Regions from separate parts of the Homo sapiens genome. Here all the other regions are linked to region 1. Evidence: chromatin loops called from intact Hi-C (ENCODE). Cell type or tissue: heart left ventricle. All regions are shown on one strand. Region 1 overlaps FAM120A (family with sequence similarity 120 member A). Region 2 overlaps WNK2 (WNK lysine deficient protein kinase 2). Region 3 has its middle 5.8 kb from the start of WNK2. Region 4 has its middle 130 kb from the start of FAM120A.

Region 1 (5,000 bases):
CAATGACTGTATTTCCCCAGTAGAAATGGGGTGTGTGTGCTGCTGCACATCACAGGCAGATGTGGGAGACCCTGTTTGTTTTGTGGCAGTGGGAACAGTCGCAATTTTAGAGAGGACTTATTGAGGGGCATTTGTTACTTTAAACAATTTAGTGCCATACAAAGGATTAGACAGAGCTCCTGAAGGGGGAATCTCCCTCATTTTCAGGGTGTTAACTACAGAGGAGTTGAGGGAAGGGGCCATGGAGGGAACTGACTGAGACAGGTAGAGCATCTACCGCCCAAAAGTCAAAGCAAAGACAGGGTTAGAAGGACCCAGCTGGGCATTTTCTGCTCTTGAATCTGCAGAGAGTGTCATTAGGCCAAAATTGGCATCCTCTCTCTTCTGTTTATCAGAAACCACCTTCTCATTTGTTGTCCTTCATTTTAAACAGGGCAGACCTCCTTATGCTGCTTCAGCAGAAGAAGTGGCCAAAGAACTTAAGTCAAAATCTGGGGAATCGAAGTCCTCTGCTATGTCTTCAGACGGGTCCCTGGCTGAAAACGGAGTGATGGCCGAGGAGAAGCCGGCTCCCCAGATGAACGGGAGCACGGGTGACGCCAGGGCCCCCAGCCACTCTGAAAGTGCCTTGAATAATGACTCTAAAACGTGCAATACAAATCCTCATTTAAATGCACTAAGTACAGACAGCGCTTGCCGCAGAGAAGCTGCTCTGGAGGCAGCTGTCTTAAATAAAGAAGAGTAAACTTATTTTTTATAGAGGGTGAAGGATGCTGGAAGGGTAAGGATTTAGGAATATCTGGAGAGAAAGAGAGCCTGCAGTTATGTACATTTTGTCCTTTCCGTAAGAGAAAAATGAGGACTTTGGAAATTCAGATCCCTCTTTGATATCAGAGATTTAAACAACACATTTTTAGTTTTAACCAGTTGTAGTCAAAATGCTACAATAAAACAAAAAAGAGAAAGAAAATGAAGAGCATTTGACTCCCGCACTTAAAATGAAGTACACATAAAGTTTAAACTGGTTATGACAAAAGCCTTTAGTTGTGTTTCTTGAACTATAAAGAAAACAAATTTTGGCAGTCTTTAAGTATATATAGCTTAAAATATAATTTTTAGCATTTGGCACCATATGTATGCCATTATATTTGATTTTGCATTACTGTTTCACAATGAAGCTTTCTTTAAGGCTTTGATTTTTATGATTATGAAAGAAATAAGGCACAACCACAGTTTTTCTTTCTTAAATTTCATCACTGTTGATGTGGTTCTTTTGTGTTAAAAAAAAAAAGTGCAACTATCAAAACTAAAAAATTATAGAGTAATATTGCCGTTCTGCTGATTTTAAATATACAATACATCATACATACTTTACAAGCAAGTTAAATGGAGATAAAGTTGAAATCATAGAAGATGCAAATGACCTTTCAAAATCAACACAATGTGTTCTGAAACTTTCGTGACTAATACCATGCATCTGTGATCAATGAACTATGTGGTTTTGAATCGGATGTAGACCATTAGTACTACTACTTGAGCTAAACTTCTGCATGGTTCATAATTTTTAAAGTGTGTAGTTAATATGCATGTTATCGTCCTTTCTTCCATTCTTAACAGTATGTGCCCATTTGCAAAACAAAAATGCTAATAATCAGTAATAGTCCTATAAAAGATGTTAACTCTGTTTAGTCATTGACTGATCTTGCTCTAACCTTAAAATTTTGTGATTATTGACCTCTGTTGCATTTATTCTAAAGCCCCCCAAAAATTATCTAGCCGTTTCGAATATCAACATTACCCTGGTGTATTCACTGCTGTATGCATTATTGTTCTTTGTTGCTGTTTTATGCCTTCATATTAGCAAATATGAAATTCTGTGAAAAAAAACCCTTTGATCTTAAAAAAAAAAAAACCACCCCCCCCTTCTGTAGCAGGAAACAAATTGCTTGTTCTTGAGAACTTTCCCATCAAGAATTTAGTAGAAGCAGGTATACTTCTATCATTTTGATGTTTTTGTTAATGTTTCCAAACAATGTACTTTGAAATCAGAATCACTTCTTATCGTTTTCATATACTTCTGATGCTCTTCATCACATTAGTGATCAGAAATGAGGTGTAATTCCCCAACCCCTGCCCGCAAGAGCTAAGTAGGATCTTACTGTAAGTTGAAGGGAGTTTTGCCCTAACTCATGGATTGTGCAAGAATGAACTGCTGTTGGGTTTGATTGACTGTCGATGGATTGTGGTGTGGTGTATCTGAAGGCTATTGAATGCAACTTACAATGCTTAATAAAAATCTTTATTCTTTTAGTATAAAGTATGGCGTGGCTTTTAAATTCACTTGTAAAAGCTAATTTTATAGAGGTTTAATTCAAATCGAAACAACTACTGAAAAGATCAGAAAACCAAAGTTGAAAAATATTTTACCTTTTCAAAGTAATTCCAGGTTTCCGGCTTAGAGGGACATTAATATATGATTAATTTGTTTGATAGCTCAGTTTCAAGCAACCAAGGGGATAAAAAAATTCTGTTTGATAAAGCAGACTTACAGAAGAGGTTTTTTTAAGCCCTGAGGAAGCAATAAATTTGACTCCACCACGTTTTAAAAGCTGGATGTTACAAGTATAGTCCGTTTTTCATGCCATCCTTTTGACTGAAGGCTCTTCTCTGCAGCCTGATATGAGGTCCCCGTACCCAGGTCCGCCGAGCGCCTGGAGAAAGCGCCCCGTGCTGCCCTCTAGCGGGGGATGGTGGGCTAACGGCGCCGGAGGCGGCCAGGAGAGCTGCGGCGATCCCGCTCCAGGGAGGGGCTGGCGCTCGCCCGGGGGCGCGTTTCCTTCCTGTGGAAGGGCGGGGCGGGGCCTTGCGTGGCGCTTCCCCGTCCGCCACCGCGCAGGTCCCGGTGCGCGCGCAGCCCGCGAGGCGGGGCCGTGTCAGTGAGGCCTACTCCCAGCTTTTTCCTCCCGGAGGCTGAGACTGCGCCGTTGAAGCCGGTTCTCTGTGCGGGGCCGGCGCCGGGCCCAGCAAAGACCCGAGTGCCCCGAGAGAGACCGAGCAGACCCTGGGAGCCCGAGTCCCAGCAAGGCCCGAGCCGAGCCAGTTTCTCCAACTAGCAGCCTGAGAGCGCTCTTGGTCCTGGCTGTTCAGACCCCAGACGAATTTACCCCTTCTTTTTATGGGGTGGGCCTTCAGAGTTTGAAGGAAGTGAAGCTAGCCTCGCTCACTCCAGGGCCTCTTCCCACCCTGACTCGCCGGTTCCTGACGGTGGCCCGCTGTTCCGGGGCCACGGCTGAGTCCCTCTGCGCCAGCCTCCCGGTGGCGGGCCAGCCAGCCCCTTCTCTGTGCTGTGAGAAGATGGGGGCGCCCGGACGCTCCATCTTTCAAAAACACCATTCCACTGAGGACCCTGCCTGTGACGGGAACCAGTCTAACCCACTCTGGATCGCACGTGCCTGGCAGAGGGACAGCGTTGTGGAGGAACACTTTCCAGGCCCACCAGCTTCCACCATCCATTGCTAGGCAGTACCTCTCCCACCGTGACAACCACGCGCTTTTCTTCCCTCTCTCAAGGGGCAGGCCCACGCCACTTGAGAATAGCAAACTGACAGGGAGAGCCCTCTGGCTTTAAGAGGGGAGAGGGACAGGTTTCTGAACAGTACAGTCTCAGCAGCAGGAGCGCGCGCATGTCAAGGGTCCCTCTCTGCTCCCTGACAAGCAGGTGCTCCTTCTTTCCGGTGGTTCTCATCTCTTAGTTGCAATTGCTGTAGGTGAGAGAGCAGCACAGCTTGCTTTAGGTCACTCTCAGCAGGGACTGGGCTGGAACCCAACCCTTAGCTCCAAGTTGGGTCTGTCCACCCGCTCCTGAAGCTCCAGTAGGTGCAGGCGTGGGCATTAAGGAGAGAGGAAGGGAGAGGGTGCTGGGGCTCCGGCGACCCTGTGGCTGGAACAAGGAGGCCAAGGACATCCCTCCTTGCTGGAGCCATGCTGGCCACTCCTTCCACACCACCAGAATTGCAGAGGAAGGCCCAAGGGCGATGCTGTCATGGGCCCAGGGGTCAGTGGCTGTGGGTGGCACTGGTGCGGGCTGGACTGAATGGTGATGCTGGTGTTTCTCCTTCCTGGCAGCATGATATCCTGGGGCAAGTCGTATGTTCTGCTGCCTGGCCATTTATCCTCTTCCTTTTCAAAAAAATAGGTTTTACTGATTTTTTTTTCTTGTTTCAAAAGCAATATGTGTTTATTGTGGTAAGTTTAAGAAATACTGGCTAGATACACAAAAAGGAAAAGAAGTCCTCGGTAATTCCCCCATCCTGAGACACCTGTTTTTAACATTTGGTCTCTCTCCTTCTATACAATATATAGATTTTTTTCTTATACAAAAAAAATCATGTTAATATTTTGTAACATTTTCCCAACTTAGCATCATTTGATGATTGCCTTTCCCTACCATTCCATATTCTGCCATAGTTCCACAGACTCCACGGTGGGGCTGCATCGTAACGTATTCAGTCTTTCCCCACCAGCATGGTTGGACATTACCTTGTTCTGCAAGCACTTGCGGAGAGTCCGTGTCAGGCCCAGCCCTAGGCCCCATGGGACAGAAGATGTCAAGGCCCCTGCCTTTCTGGCATTTACATTTGAGTAGGGGGACAACATACATGTGTACAAATAAGAATATTTCAAGCAAGAAAATGAGAAAAGATGGGGAGATGGGTGGCATGGGCAAGTGATGCAGCCATGAGTGGAGGCTATCTGGGAATACAGGTCTGGGCCAGGAGCAGCGGATGGAGCACCCAGCCAAGGGGAATCCATGGAGAGCGGAGAAGCCCATGGCCACCCCGAGGACAGGGCTTGCTGTATCCTCCAGTGCTGTGGTCTGTTGAAGGCTTTGAGGCAGGACGGGTTGTGCTTGGATGCCCAGTGGGCTCCAGGTATCCATGCTACCCTGTAGGTGAGTCTTGTGAGGACCAGTGTCATTATTCCTGGTTAGCATTTCATCA
Region 2 (5,000 bases), 250 kb before region 1:
TATCCCTATTAAACACTAGTTCCTCAGCCCCCTCTCTGGCACCTCTGGTTTCCCAGGCCCTGGTAGCCTCTATCCTTCTTTCTGTCTCTATGACTTTGACTACTCTAAGTACCTCATAGAAATGGAATCATACAGTATGTGCCCTTTGGTGAATGGTTTATTTCATTTGATACAATGTTTTCAAGGTGCATCCATGTTGTAGTATGTATCAGAACTTTTTAAAATCAGCCAGGCGTGGTTGCACATGCCTGTGGTCCCAGCCACCCGGGAGGCTGAGGTGGGAGGATCGCTGGAGCCCAGGAGTTGGAGGCTGCAGTGAACTATGATTGTACCACTGTACTCCAGCCTGGGTGACAGAGAAAGATCCTGTCTCAAAAATAAATAAATTCAGAATACTGTGCAGCCACCACCACTGTTCATCTCCATCTCTTTTTATTGTGTGAAACTCTGTACCCATTAAACAATAACTCCCTATTGTCCCTCCCCCAGCCCCTGGGAACTTCCATTCTGCTTCTGGTCTCTCTGACTTTGACTCCTCTATGTACCTCATAGAGTGGAATCACACGGTATCTGTCTTTTTCCACTGGCTTATTCTACTTAGCAAAATGTCCTCCAAGGGCACCCTTGATGACATCCATGTTGTAGCATGTCCGAATTTCCTTTCCTTTGAAGGCTGAGTGATAGTTCATTTTATCTGGTACCACATCCATTCTCAGGGGAATCCTGTTACGGGATTGTCTGTCAGTTCTGTCAGTGGACGCTTGGGTGGCTTCCATCTTTTAGCTGTTATTAATCTGCTGTGAACATAGGTGTACAAGCATCCCTTCAAGACCCTGCTTTTATCCTTTTGGGTATAAACCCAGAAGTGGAATTGCTAGATCATATGGTAATTGTATGATAGTTTTTCGAGGAACTATTTTCAGTAACAGCTATACCATTTGACATTTCCACTAACAGTGCACAAAGGTTCCAGTTTTTCCACATCTGTGCCAACAGAAGATTTCCTTTCTGGGTTTTTTTGTTTGTGTGTGTGTGTGTGTGTGTGTGTGTTTTGAGACGGAGTTTTGCTCTTTTGCCCAGGCTGGAGTGCAATGACACGATCTTGGCTCACTGTAACCTCTACCCTCTAGGTTCAAGCAATTCTCCTGCCTCCCGAGTAGCTGGGATTACAGGCGTCTGCCACCACGGCCAGCTAATTTTTGTATTTTTAGTAGAGACGGGGTTTCACCATGTTGGTCAGGCTGATCTCGAACTCCTGACCTCAAGTGATCCACCCGCCTCGGCCTCCCAAAGTGCTGGGATTACAGGCGTGAGCCACCGTGCGCCACCGCGTTCAGCCATCCTTTCTGGTTTTTGATGGTAGCCATCCTCTCAGGTGTGAAGTGGTATCCTGTGGTTTTGCTTTACATTTTCCTAATTGAGTAGTGATATTGAGCGGCTTTTCATGTGCTTATTGGCTGTTTCTATGTCTTCCTTGAAGAAGTATTTATTGAAGTCTTCTGCCAATGTTTGAATCAGCTCGTTTTTTTCATTGTTGAGTTTTAGGAATTTTCTGCATAATCCAGATATTAATCCCTTATCAGATATATGATCTGTTGATAGTGCCTTTGGATGCACGAAAGTTTTAAAATTTGTCTTGTTTTTCATTTGTTGCCTGTGCCTTTAGTGAAATACCCAAGAAATCACTGCCAAATCCAGTGTTGTGAAACCTTTTCCTTAAGTTTCCTACTAAGAGTTTTCTGGTTTTCGCTTTCACATTTAGAACTTTGGTCCATTTAGAGTTGATTTTTTTTCTTTTTTCCTGAGATTGTGTCTCACTCTGTCGCCAGGCTGGAGTGCAGTGGCATGATCTCAGCTCACCGCAACCTCTGCCTCCCGGGTTCAAGCAATTCTCCTGCCTCAGCCTCCCAAGTAGCTGGGACTACAGGCTTGCACCACCATGCCCAGCTAATTATTTTATTTTATTTTTAGTAGAGACGAGATTTCACCATGTTGGCCAGGATGGTCTCGATCCCTTGACCTCATGATCCGCCCGCCTCGGCCTCCCAAAGTGCTGGGATAGAGTTGATTTTTGTGAGGCAAGGCAGGGCTCCACCTTCTTTTTCTGGTATGTGCATATCCAGTTTTCCCAGCAGACGTTGTTGAAAACTGCTTTCCCCTTTGAATGGTCTTGGCCCCCTTGTGGAGAGTCACTGCAGCATAAGAGTTAGCCTTCATCTCTGGGCTCTCCTCTCCTGTGACTCCCGTAATGTTTTACTCATCCACTTCATGGTGGACCACCCTCTGGCTCTGTCCACTCTGCCACTTTTTTCCTCTGCTCCTCACAGGATCATTTCCATTGTAAGTGTCTCCAGCTTGCTGATTCTTTATTCTGCCTGCTCAGATCTGCCGGTGAACCCCTCTAGTGAATTTGTAAGTGTCAGTTATTATTTTCAGCTCTTCTAGTTCCATTTGATCACCTTCATAATTCCTATCTGTTGATATCCTCATTGTGTTCCTCTGTGATTTTCCTGACTTCCTGTAGTTCTGTGTCCATGGCTTCCTTCAGTTCTTCGAGCACATTTAAGACAGTCGGTTTAAAGCCTTTGTTTACTAAGTCCAATGTCTAGGCTTCCTTGGGCATGTTTTTGTCAGTTAAATATTTTCCTTTGAATGAGTCATACCTTCCTGTTTTATTTGCTTTAGATTTTAGGTCACTAAATTTTTCTTTGTGTCTAAACTGCTGTTAAACCTATCCATTCAGTTTTTAATTTGGGTTATTGTGTTTTTCAGTTGAATTTTTTTTTAACCGTATCTCCTGTATCTTTAAAAAAAAAAAAAAGTTTCTGACTCTTTACCAAAATTCTCTATCTTGTATCTCCTTCACATAATATTTTTTAGTTTTTGTTTGCTCTTTGTCCTAGTTTTTCTTTATATTGCCTTGTCTTTTCTTGTGACTTTTTAAATATTCTGTGTAGGACATTGTAGTTGAAATTGTATTTGCAAAAAGAATTTGAGGTCTAGTAATAGGTTTCTCATTATTGTTTAATTTGCCTTAGAGCAAATTAAACAATTTTCATATTCTTATATTTTCATATTCTTATCAGCCGTCTTTTAAAAAGTGCCTGGTCAAGGATAGTGACCATTTAAAAGTTGATTTGTTTAACTTTTTATTATTGATTTGTGGGAGTTCATCATATATCTTTTGTCATATACAAGGGGGCTTCCAAAAGTTCACAGAAAAATGGAATTAAAAGATAAAAGTAAGAAATATATGGCTGGCCATGGTAGCTCACACCTGTAATCCCAGCACTTAGGGAGGCTGAGGCAGGTGGATTGATTGAGTCCAGGAGTTCAAGACCAGCCTTTGCAATATGGCAAAACCTCATCTCTACAAAAAATATAAAAATTAGCTGGGCTGCTGGGTGCAGTGGCTCACGCTTGTAATCCCAGCACTTTGGGAGGCTGAGGCGGGTGGATCACCTGAGGTCAGGAGTTCAAGACTAGCCTGGCCAACATGGTGAAACCCTGTCTCTACTAAAAGTACAAAAAAAAAAAAAAAATTAGCCCAGCATGGTGGTGGGCTTCTGTAATCCCAGCTACTCAGGAGGCTGAGGCAGGAGAATCGCTTGAACCTGGGAGGCAGAGGTTGCAGTGAGCCGAGATTGTGCCATTGCACTCCAGCCTGGGCGACAAGAGCAAAAGTCCGTCTCAAATAAAAATAAAAAAACAGCTGGGCATGGTGGTGCATACCTATAGTTACAGCTACTAAGGAGGCTGAGGTGAGAGGATCGCTTGAGCCCAGGAGGTCAAGGCTGCAGTGAGCCGAGATAGTGCCACTGCACTCCAGCCTGGCGACAGAGCAAGACCCTGTCTGAAAAAAAAAAAACAGCTGGGCATGGTGGCACATACCTATAGTTACAGCTACTAAAGAAGAAATACACGCTTTTTTCTTAACACAAGCACCATCAAGTTCAAGACACTTATAAGCAATGATGCCAGCCATTTATAAGCAATGATGCCAGCCATTTATAAGCAATGATGCCAGCCATTTAGTCCCTCCCTAAAGACCTAATGGTCCTGGGAATTTAACCATGGCCATGGAGTCTTTTTTACATTATTAATTGACAAAAAATGGGTGCCCTTTACAGATGTTTCAAAATTAGGAAGCAAAAAGAAGTCAGAGGGAGCCAAATCAGGACTGTAGGGTAGATGCCTGATGATTTCCCATGGAAACTCTTGCAAAATCACCCTTCTTTGGTGAGAGGAACGAGCAGGAGCATTGTCGTGATGGAGATGGACTCTCTGGGGAGGCTTTCCCGGGGGGGGTTTTGCTGAAGCTTTGGCTAACATTCCCTAAACATTCTCATACTAAGCAGATGTTACATTCCTTGTTACCCCTCCAGAAAGTCAGCAAGCAGAATGCCTTAAGCATCCCAAAAGCTGTTGCCACAATGTGCTCTTGACTGGCCCACTTTTGCTCTGATGGGACCACTTCCAGCCCTCAGCACCATTGCCTTGACTGCACTTGGTCTTCAGGACCATACCAGGAAAGCCACGTTTCATGTCGCTATAGTTCAAAGAGAGCTTCAGGATCTCCATCCCACTTGTTCAAAGTTACCACTGACAGCTCTGCTCTTCTCTGCGCCTGATGTGGGCGCAATGGGTTTGGCACCCATTGAGTGGAAAGTCTGCTCAACTTTCATTTTTCTGTCAGAATTGTGTAAGCTCAACCTACTGAGCTGTCTGTGGTGTTGGCCACTATTTCTGCTGTTAACCACCCGTCCTCTGCACTTACGGCTCAGACCAGATGAGTGTTTTCCTCACAAAGTGATGCGGATGGCCTGCCGCTGTGGGCTCCGTCTTCAGCATGGTCTCATCCCTTCTTAAAACAAGTCAACCATTTGTAAACTGCTATTTTCTTTGGGGACATGGACCCTGTAAACTTTTCAGAAAGCATCAGTGATCTCACCATTCTTCCACCCAAGCTTCACCATACATGTGATGTTGGTTCTTGCTTG
Region 3 (5,000 bases), 390 kb before region 1:
CTCTTGTTTCCCAGGCTGGAGTGCAGTGGTGCGATCTCAGCTCACTGCAACCCCCACCTCCCAGGTTCAAGCGATTCTCCTGCCTCAGCCTCCCAAGTAGCTGGGATTATTGGCGCCTGCCATCAGAACCAGCTAATTTTTTGTATTTTTAGTAGAGACGGGGTTTCATAATGTTGACCAGGCTGCTCTCGAACTCCTGACCTCAGGCAACCCACCCACCTCGGCCTCCCAAAGTGCTGGGATTACAGGTGTAAGTCACCATGCCTGGCCTAAACACTTTTATTTCTGCTTTTTCTGTTTCATATATATATATATATTTTTTGAGACGGAGTCTTGCTCTGTTGCCCAGGCTTGGTTGCAGTGGTGCGATCTCGGCTCACTACAACCTCTGCCACCCGGGTTCAAGTGATTCTCCTGCCTCAGCCTCTCGAGAAGTTCAGATTACAGAGGTGCACCACCACGCTCGGCTAATTTTTTTGTATTTTAAGTAGAGACAGGGTTTCACCATGTTGGCCAGGCTGGTTTCAAACTCATGACCTCAGGTGATCCGCCCACCTCGGCCTCCCAAAGTGCTGGGATTACAGGTGTGAGCCACCACACCTGGTTTTATAAATTTTTTTATAATGAATTTGTGCTCTTAAAAAAATCAATCCAGGCCGGGTACGGTGGCTTATGCCTGTAATCCCAGCACTTTGGGAGGCTGAGGTGGGTGGATCATCTACCTGAGGTCAGGAATTCAAGAACAGCCTGACCAACATGATTAAACCCCGTCTCTACTAAAAATATAAAAAATTAGCCTGGCATGGTGGCAGGTGGCTGTAATCCCAGCTGGGAAGCTGGGGCAGGGGATGCCTTGATCCTAGGAGGCAGAGTTGCAGTGGGCCAAAATTGCATCACTGCACTCCAGCCTGGGCAACAAAAGTGAGACTCTGTCTCGAAAAAAAAAAAAAAACAAGAAACATCAGTCCATATATCCAAACAATGGAATGTTATTTGGGCCTAAAAAAAGAATCGCGGCGGGGGTGGTGGATCACACCTGTAATCCCAGAACTTTGGGAGGCTGAGGCGGGTGGATTACCTGAGGTCAGGAGTTTGAAACCAGACTGGCCAACATGGCAAAACCCCATCTCTACTAAAAAAAATACAAAAATTAGCCGGGTGTGGTGGCATGTGCCTGTAGTCCCAGCTGCTCTAGAGGCTGAGGCAGGAGAATTGCTTGAACCCGGGAGGCAGAGGCTGCAGTGAACCGAGGCCGCACCACTGCACTCCAGCCTGGGCAACAGAGGGAGACTCTGTCTTAAGAAAAAAAAAAAAGAATTGCACCATTGCACTCCAGCCTGGCAACAGAGTGAGACTCCATCTAAAAAAAAAAAAAGAAAAAGAAAAAGAAAAAGAGAAAAGAAACCAAAGAAATGAAATTCTGATGCATGCTACAGAATATGAATGAACCTTGAAAACATGATGCTTAGTGAAATAATACACAAAAGGTCACATATTGTAGGATTCCATTTATGTGAAATGTCCAGAATAGGCAAATCCATAAAGACAGAAAGTGGACCAGTGGGTGCTAGGGGCTGAGGGGAGGAGGAAATGGGGAACGTCGTCTGCTAGTGGGGACAGGGATTCTTTCTGACGTGATGAAAATGTTCTGGAATCAGATAGAGGTGATGGTTGCACAACACTGAATGTACTAAAAACCTCCTAATCGCACACTTTACGAGAATGAGCTTTATGGTAGGTACATTAATTATATCTAAATAAAGCTGTTATTTAAAAATCAAAGTGTTTTGATATTTGGGAGTAAACGAAATGTTACATAATTTTTTAAATTACTAAAAACAGAGAAATAAGGACTGTGTTCTAGAACATTGCGCCTCCTCCCTCTGCACTCCAGACCCCCATCTCTGGCTCTGGCGGCCAGATGTCCCTAGCAGCAGCAGGGAAGCAGGCCAAGCCAAGTTCACCATCCCCTCCCACAGCACGCCCGCTCCGGAGCTCCCTCTGACCTTCCCCAGTGGCTCCACATTCTCCCCCATCTCTCTAGGCCCAGATGTCACTCTCCCCTGTGGGCCCATGGGGAACATGTGGTAGCCTAGGCTTGGGGTCAATCAAGGAGATGTGGCCAGATTACCCCTGGGAAGGTCATACCCTGAAGAAAGCAAAATCCTGACACTTCCCTGGCTTGCCCTTCACATGACACGCTCTGCTCTGGACATAAGCCGAAAGCCAGTGTCACCCTGGCTGGTTCTGGTCCCCAGCGAATCCAACCTTGGGTATTTCCTTGAAAATGTCAGCCTCAACTTCCTGCTAACACAGCCTCATTTCCAATTCTTGCCAGCTGTGCCCGATGATTTGTTGTGGCCACTGGGAATATGTCACAACGGAGGATGCTGCTGGTTTTCCACCATGAATGGGCCGGTGTCAACTCAGCAATCATGGGATGTCAGTTGTTGGCCCGCTATGCCCCTTAGCTTTTCTCAGGTCTCTGTCCTCTTTCTCTGGGGGACTGGTGCCACCCAGTCCTGCACCATCAGACAGGCTAGGGGTGTGTCCTGGTGCCTCAGGTGGCCGCTGCCCTGGGGCTAAAGGACTGCATTGCTTATTTCCTCCTGGGGGCATGGATCCCCTCCCTCCATGAACCGTTTAGTCAACCCGGAACCCCTTGAGGCCCTGCTGGACCCTGCACCTCCAAGAACAGAGGAACAGGATTCTTTATTTTCTGTTTTATTTTTTTCTTTCTTTCCTTCTTTTCTTTCCTTCCCTCCCTTCCTTCCCTCCCTCCCTCTCTCTTTCTTTCCTTCTTTGTTTCTTCTTGACAGAGTGCAATCTCAGCTCACTGCAACCTCTCCGCCTTCTGGGTTCAAGTGACTCTCTTGCCTCAGACTTCTGAGTAGCTGGAATTACAGGTGTGAGCCACCATGCCCAGCTAATTTTTGTATTTTTAGTAGAAATGGGGTTTCACCATGTTAGCCAGGCTGGTCTCGAACTCCTGACTTCAAGTGATCCACCTGTCTCAGCCTCCCAAAGTGCTGGGACTACAGGCATGAGCCACTTCACCCGGCCACAGGGTTCTTTAAATAGTGGGTACTCTGCAGCCTTTCCACCCTGCCGTGGAGCCTCCGCCAGGAGACCAGAGCAGCAAGGCCCCCATCATCTGCCCTTTAAGCCACATGAGCTGGCTTAGCCGGCCTGACCCACAAAAATGAAATAAAAGCCTTGGTGAGCAGGACCTGAGGTCTTTTCCAGGGGCAACAGGTACCTGTCTGCCCCTCAGGGCCACCTGGGAGCCGGGTGTCAGCGTCCAAGTCAGGGAAGCTGTGGGGCTCCAGAAGCTGAACTTTGATTCCTCCCCTGAGAGAAACAAGCAACCCTGAGAGGCACATGGCATGAGGCTGCTCTCGGGGAGCACAGCAAAACAAGATTTGCGGCCAGAGAGTGGAATGGAGGGTCAGCTCTGTTGCTCTTTCCATGCAAGTGCACCCCCCACGCAGGCAGCTTTTATTGAGTGCCATTGTGTGCCAGACCCTCGCAGCACGTGGAGTCTCCGCAGGACCACCTGGAAGCTTTCAAACACCTGAGGCCAGGCCCACCCCATCCCACACAGCAGAATCTCCGGTTGCGGAGGCGGCATCTCAGGCCTTGGAGATGCTGCAGGGCAGCTGTGTGTAAGACTCACTGGGCTAGAGGGCGTGAGACAGGGTCATGCAGGTCCGACGGTGACTCCTACCAGCAGCTGAGATGGCCCAGCGGGTCCCACACTACAGATAGAGAAACTGAGGCCAGAGGAGCTGCGGGGGAGGTCAGGGTGACTCTGCCTTCCTCCCACATCCATGCACTCTCTTTTTCCCTGTACTTGCAGTTTTACCTTTTTTTTTTTTTTGAGACGGAGTTTCACTCTTGTTGCCCAGGCTGGAGTTCAATGGCATGATCTTGGCTCACTGCAACCTCTGCCTCCCAGATTCAAGCGATTCTCCTGCCTCAGCCTCCCGAGTAGCTGGGATTACAGGTGCATGCCACTGTGCCCGGCCTTTCTTGTTTTTGTTTTTGTTTGTTTGTTTTTGTTGTTGTCGTGAGACAGAGTCTCACTCTGTTGCCCTGGCTGGAATGCAGTGGCGCAATCTTGGTTCATGTAACCTCTGCCTCCCAAGTTCAAGTGATTCTCCTGCCTCAGCCTCCTGAGTAACTGGGATTACAGGTGCACACCACCACACCCAGCTAATTTTTTTGTATTTTTAGTAGGGACAGGGTTTCACCATGTTGGCCAGGCTGGTCTCGATCTCCTGACCTCAGGTGATCCACCCGTTCGGCCTCCCAAAGTGCTGGGAATACAAGCGTGAGCCACAGCACCTGGCCTACTTTTAGCTGTATGATCTGCCTTACCAGAACTGAGCGTCACCCCAAATCTCACCTCTCCACTAGAATCGCAAATAAAGTCCTACACAGTGAAGTGTTGACTTAGGAAACGGGATCGTTTTCTGATTTGTGTGTCATACTTCGGAACATTTCTAATGGAACCCTGCTGTTGGAAGGAAACAAGTTCTTCAACCATTCATCCATCACAGCTGAGTCAGAAGCGTTGTGTCATCCTGTACCACCCGACCTGCCTACCTCAGGCCCTACCCACGGGGAGCTTCCATCCTGCTGGTTGTCCTGAGGCTCTATGACCCACAGCAGGAAGACACTGCAGCCTGGTCATGCCCTTCCCATCCTCTGACATCATCTTCCAGGAGTAGGGGCCCGAGCTTCCACAGCCCACCTGCTCCCACCTACTGCCACCTTCCTGCCACCACACACTGTCAGGCCTTCATCCTGTCCCCACGCCCTTCCTCAGGTCACAGGTCTTCCTGCATTCCCCCAAGCCACTTGCCTGGCCTCTCTGGGCTCTGCTTTTCCAGCACTGTCCTCCCCATCTGATGCCCCTGCCAGGGTATTCTCCCCATGGTGTGACCCGGGGGGCACTCAGGCAAGTGGCCTGGCCACACTGGACCTGAGCACTAGAT
Region 4 (5,000 bases), 240 kb before region 1:
GCAGGGTCAAGGCAGCCAAGCCACAGCCTCTGCTCTCCAGTGTTGTTTTGTTTTTAGCTGACCCCAGCATCCAACCAGACTTCCAGTGTCCAGGGTGATATTGCGCCTCATCTCCAGGCTGAACAGCTTCAATTCTCTGAAAAGTGCTTATTACTAAAGGGCTGGTAAGGCTAGGCGCAGTGACCTATGCCTGTAATCCCGGTGCTTTGGGAGGCTGAGGCAGGAGGATCACTTGAGGCCAAGAGGTCAAGGCTGCAGTGAGCCGTGATCACATCACTGCACTCCAGCCTGGGTGACAGAGTGAGACCCTGTCTCTAAAACAAACAACAACAAAAAAAACAAAAACAAAAATAAAACACCTGAAGAAGCCTGTCTTCATTCATTAGAGGATGCAATTAAGCCTGGGCCAGGACGCCTGCCTTCCAGGTGGTTAAGGGAGTTCAGCAATGGTGACCACTCTGTACACATCGTGGTTGTGGTCCCTGAACTTGGCTTTATTAGACTTGCCCTTGAGAGGGGGCAGAAGGCCCACATGCCACAGGCATCACTGTGCTGGTGGTGGCTCATGCAGTCCTGCAGAGGTGTGGAGAAGAGTCCCTCACCCTGAGAGGACACTGGGGGTCGAAGGCTGCCCGAGGCCAGGCTGGATGGGGAGACAATGTTGTCCCATGCAACTCTGTGAAGAATCATTCATTTCTCACTGTGGTGGACAGCAGAGACCAGGGTCCTGGGCTGCAGGGGTCGGAGCTGCCGCCAGCTGGTTCTGCCTCCCAGTGAGGCTGTGTGGGCCGGGGCAGGAGGGCTTTGGAGCAATAGCAGTTCCTAACAGTTGATCCTTTTGAGCCCAAGCCCTCCAAATTTGATCACCAGCTCAAGGTTCTGTGAGCTGCCAGACCCATAAATCCAGCTGCCTCTCCCCCTCTCCATGGAGACCCTCAAAGTCATCTTGAAGATGCTCCACGTTGTAAAACGATATCACTCCCAAGCTTCATGGGGTCTTCCCAGATGTCCCAGTTTCCGAGGCTGGCATGACCAGTCACCTGGTTCATTCTCAGTCTAGGACTCAGACTCATCCTTGTCCCCTCATTTCCCAAATGTGGGCTGTGAACAGCTGAGTAGATGTTTTAGCTGAAATGTCCCCAAACACCCTTCCATCCAGTCTCCTCACTGCAGCCTGCATGATCTCTTCAAACAATGGATGCTCTGGTCCAGCCTCCTTGCCCAGCTCTGCCCTCTCCAGGTCTTTCCTACCTGCTGCTCCCCTCATTCTGAGCCCCACCACTAGGCGGGGTCCCTTGAGCCCTGAGGGGCCCGGCTCCGTCCTCCTAGGGCCTCACAAATGCCTACTCGGCGCCTGGTCCCTGCTCCAGCCTCACTTCCGTAGGCAACCTCTCCAACTCAAGGCCGGGTCAGCCTGATGCCCCTGTGCTCCCTTCTGAACGTGGCCTTCCCTGTGGACCTCCTGTCTCACTTCTCAGAGTGTGACGATGCACCATGGAGGCCACAGGGGATCCCATGTATGTCCCCTTCCATCCCCCTCCAGCCTCCCCATTGCTGCCGGCCACCTGGGCACAGAAGTCCTGTCTGTTTCACTTCCTATTTCCTCCTGTTCCTATGAGGGAGGCGCTCAGCCTGATTCTGTGGAGTGAGTGAGTGGAGGCTGGGGAGAGGGAAGAGGGTGTGTGGATGGAGGAGGGGTGGGCAGGGGACGCGAGAGCAGCCAGATCCTGGGCAGGGTGAGGAACGAAGGTGAGGACGCAGCCCCTGGGGAAGCTCAGGCGGAGCTGGAGGAGCCTGCGGCTGCGTGGAGGGTAACAAGAGTCAGAAGCCACAGTGGACAGCCACGGTCCCCACAGGCTTACCTGTTCAGGCAGCACAGTGGGCTTAGGGAATGTTGACAGGCATGGGTTTCCCTTCTCGACCTGCTTTGAAATAAGAGCCAAGGACAGCACACCCTGTCAGGGAAACAGACAGTGCTGGAATTGGGTGACTTTGAGGAAGGTTCATACACAAGGGACTGTTTCCAAAAGTGTGGGTGTCTGGAAGGCAGTGTTGGTAGACAGAATAATGTCCCCTCAAGGGGCCCACATGTGAATGCCTGGTCCTGTGCATGTCATCTTCACATGGCACCAGCACCCTCGCTGATGGGACTTGGGACAGGATCTTCAGGTGGGGAGAGGCCATGATGAGCCAGGCAGATGCAGCATCATCTCAGGGTCCCTCCATGCAGGAGGGAGGGGTCAGGGGAGGAAGTGTGACAGCAGCAGCAGGACCCGGAGAGCAGATGCTGAGTGGAGACCAGGAGGGGAGGACCGGGCAGCAGCCCAGGGCCTTGGGCAGCCTGGGAAGTCCGAGAAGGCAGGAGGAGCCCCCAGCAGGAGCCCGCCCTGCCCAGACCTTGACTTTCGCCCAGCAAGACTGATTTTCAGTTTTGTCTTCCAGGACAGGAGGGTAATAAGTTTGTGCTGCTTGAGACTGCCAGGCTGTGGTGAGACCTTAGAGCAGCGTCAAGAAACACACGCAGGCAGGAACCGGAGGCCGTCCCCATCCAGCCATGACCGGCTCCAGGCCTGGGGCCGCCACAGGAGGGTCACGTTGGAGGAGCCCCAAGGAACACAGCTGTGAGAGTCACCCCGGAAGAGGAGCACGGCCTGCAGCCCACGACAGAGCCAGCTGAGGTGGCCTCGCAGGAAGGAGCTGGGAGGCTCAGCGCCTGGCCCCAGCCTGCCCCTGCCCCTGCTATCCTTCTGGGGTTCCCCGGGGGCTGGACCCCAAGGAAGCTGGCAGGACAGGAGCCTGTGAGAGCTACACCCTGCAGCTAAGCCACAGACAACAGATGGCAGACAACAGAGCCTGGGGGTGGGAGGACAGGCTGGTCACACCGTGGACCACAAGGTCAGGAGCCATGAGAGGCTAGGGGCCTGTGGGCTGGACCTGGGGAAATAAGCATCCCCTTCGCAAGTCTCAAGCGATGCCCTCGGATGGGCCCCAGCTTTGCTCTGCATCCGAATCCTGAGAGGAACCTGCAAAAAATACAGACATCCAGGCCCCACCCAGCAGCATCTGAATAAGACACTGAGTGGGGGAGGGGAGGGGGCGGTGGAGGGAGGCTGAAGGTGGATGCTTACTGCTGCACCCGCTTCCTCCCCCACTGTCTTCCTAGTAGCTCCTTTCCTGGGAGAACGACGTCCTGTCCTCACAGCATATCTGGAGACTCAGTGTCTGACTCAACACGACCATGCCCTTGACTCTGAGTGGAATACATGGGTCGCTTGTCTGGAATCCATGTGTGCCCGGTATCCCATGAGCTTGGCACTAGAATTAGCTTTTGGAGAGAGACTGGCAACTGCAGTCTCTTTTGGTTCCTCAGTAAACTGGAGGGACCTGAACTTTGCCCAGGCAGGCTTGACGTTCTGTTTATTCCACATATCATTGCTTCTGCGAGGACCTTCTCAAAACATAGGTGGTGTCTATTGCCCTCAAAGATGAAGAATCATCATAACCAAAAATGTGATATGTCCACAGTGGATGAATTAGCATAATAGTGAAGTGTTTGACTGTCCAGGGCTGCATTTAGATGAAGACTGAACTCACGCTGTCCACCTTGCTCACGAGTTGACATATACTTCCATATGGCACAGTTCAGGAAGAGATTGAACTCGGCTAAGCCATCCTTTTGTGACTTTGTATTTGACGATCCTAACTGGAGGAGGAAGCAGGAGTGAGAAGGAGGAACTGGAGTGAGAAGCAGGAGCTCCTAACAATGCAGGAGACACAGGCACCATGCGGAGAAACGCCCAGCGGCCCTTCATGACCCAGAGCCGGGGAGCTGGGTGCGGGCAGAGGCCGCTGCACATTCACCACGCTCACGCCACGTGCCGGCCTCAGGCTTGACAAGCTCAGGCCTTTGGTTAAAGCCTTTCTAGCACATCAATATACTTTTCATTCACAACCTATGCTGAAGTAAAGTGCACTCTACGTGGACAATATTCACAGCAATTTTAGAGACAGGTCTTATCCTCCCTATATCACTCCCAGTCATTGGTCCCACCTCTAAGAGGAAGACAAGTCTCTTAATAGTCAACAGACAGCTTCCAAAGTTTGTCTCTCTCCTCTAAGTATCACTGGATCTTCTTTTGTTCACAAGGATGCAGAACAATGTTCCAAGTACTGTTACGTTTCTAAACTTTAAGATTGTTCATTTTTAAGAAACAAATAACTATAACCACATAATTATGTATAACCAATAACTATAACCTTGATAATCTTTCAACATACTCCAAAAGGAAACTTTGAGTCCATTTTACATTCAGCAAGTTAATATTAAACTATGTGGCACATCAAAAGCTTTAAATTAATAATGTGTGTTTTAAATGTTACAAACCGTGTCAAGTGTACATCTAATATATGAACTAACAACTTAAAATACTACTGTTGAGTCGGCTATGAGTTCCTTGTAGTTAAATAAGTTATTACAAAGAGTATTGTTATAAAAGGTATGTGCTATGCCAAGCAATAACAAGATGTAGATGTGGTCACAAGCTAGCTATAGTAAAATGAAAAGAAAAAAACTCTGCTTGAGACCTCTTTTGTGTCATGATTTACCATAATTTTGAAGCAAAGTGTTTACAGCTGCTATTAAAATTAAAATTGAAGGGGAGAAACAAAGCACCCTGAAATTTGAATGAAAATTAAAAAGAAAAAAGTATATGAGCTGTCACACAGTATTTGTGTTTTCCTAGGATGCTAGATGTTACTACAAACTAAATCTCAAAAATATTTAAATAGTCTGAAAAATAAAGATCTATATAGACTACACTTTTGGAAAACTTCAGAACATTATCGAGAATTTAGTAAAGTGTTCTTTTTATTATAACACTGATTCAACTATGTGATCAAATCACTCATTAGTCTTCTAGGTAGTCTTTAAGAAAAGGAGTATGATGGAATGTTCTATCTTCTTAAGTCAAATCTACACAAGGATATTAAATCACATTAGA

The links. A loop is a pair of places that touch in the nucleus more often than their neighbours do. Peaks named below come from ENCODE experiments on the same cell type or tissue, not always from the same donor. Only the 100,000 strongest peaks of a DNase experiment are listed, where the experiment ranks them.
Region 2: it touches region 1 in a loop (6-fold over the local background); 12 of 110 quality-filtered maps call a loop at or near these places.
Region 3: it touches region 1 in a loop (3-fold over the local background); 28 of 110 quality-filtered maps call a loop at or near these places.
Region 4: it touches region 1 in a loop (2.3-fold over the local background); 7 of 110 quality-filtered maps call a loop at or near these places.

What each region holds. Positions count from the first base shown.
Region 1 is chr9:93,563,796-93,568,795 of GRCh38, forward strand. FAM120A (family with sequence similarity 120 member A) reads left to right here. Exons shown (of 18, transcript NM_014612.5): 18 at 434-2,317. The coding sequence ends at 745. Among named protein-coding and RNA genes, the nearest start is that of PHF2, 10 kb to the right of the region's middle. RefSeq lists a silencer at 2,618-3,037. In heart left ventricle, CTCF peaks have their summits at 2,736 (motif pointing left) and 2,937; DNase peaks (open chromatin) are centred at 2,836 and 3,390; H3K4me3 peaks cover 1,498 bases; H3K27ac peaks cover 981 bases.
Region 2 is chr9:93,310,591-93,315,590 of GRCh38, forward strand. The region is part of intron 28 of WNK2 (WNK lysine deficient protein kinase 2); the gene reads left to right. Among named protein-coding and RNA genes, the nearest start is that of WNK2, 130 kb to the left of the region's middle. In heart left ventricle, a CTCF peak has its summit at 2,181 (motif pointing left); no DNase peak of the experiment used is centred here.
Region 3 is chr9:93,175,887-93,180,886 of GRCh38, forward strand. No RefSeq gene overlaps it. Among named protein-coding and RNA genes, the nearest start is that of WNK2, 5.8 kb to the right of the region's middle. In heart left ventricle, no CTCF peak of the experiment used is centred here; a DNase peak (open chromatin) is centred at 1,985.
Region 4 is chr9:93,323,006-93,328,005 of GRCh38, forward strand. No RefSeq gene overlaps it. Among named protein-coding and RNA genes, the nearest start is that of FAM120A, 130 kb to the right of the region's middle. RefSeq lists enhancers at 3,344-3,845, 3,846-4,345. In heart left ventricle, no CTCF peak of the experiment used is centred here; no DNase peak of the experiment used is centred here.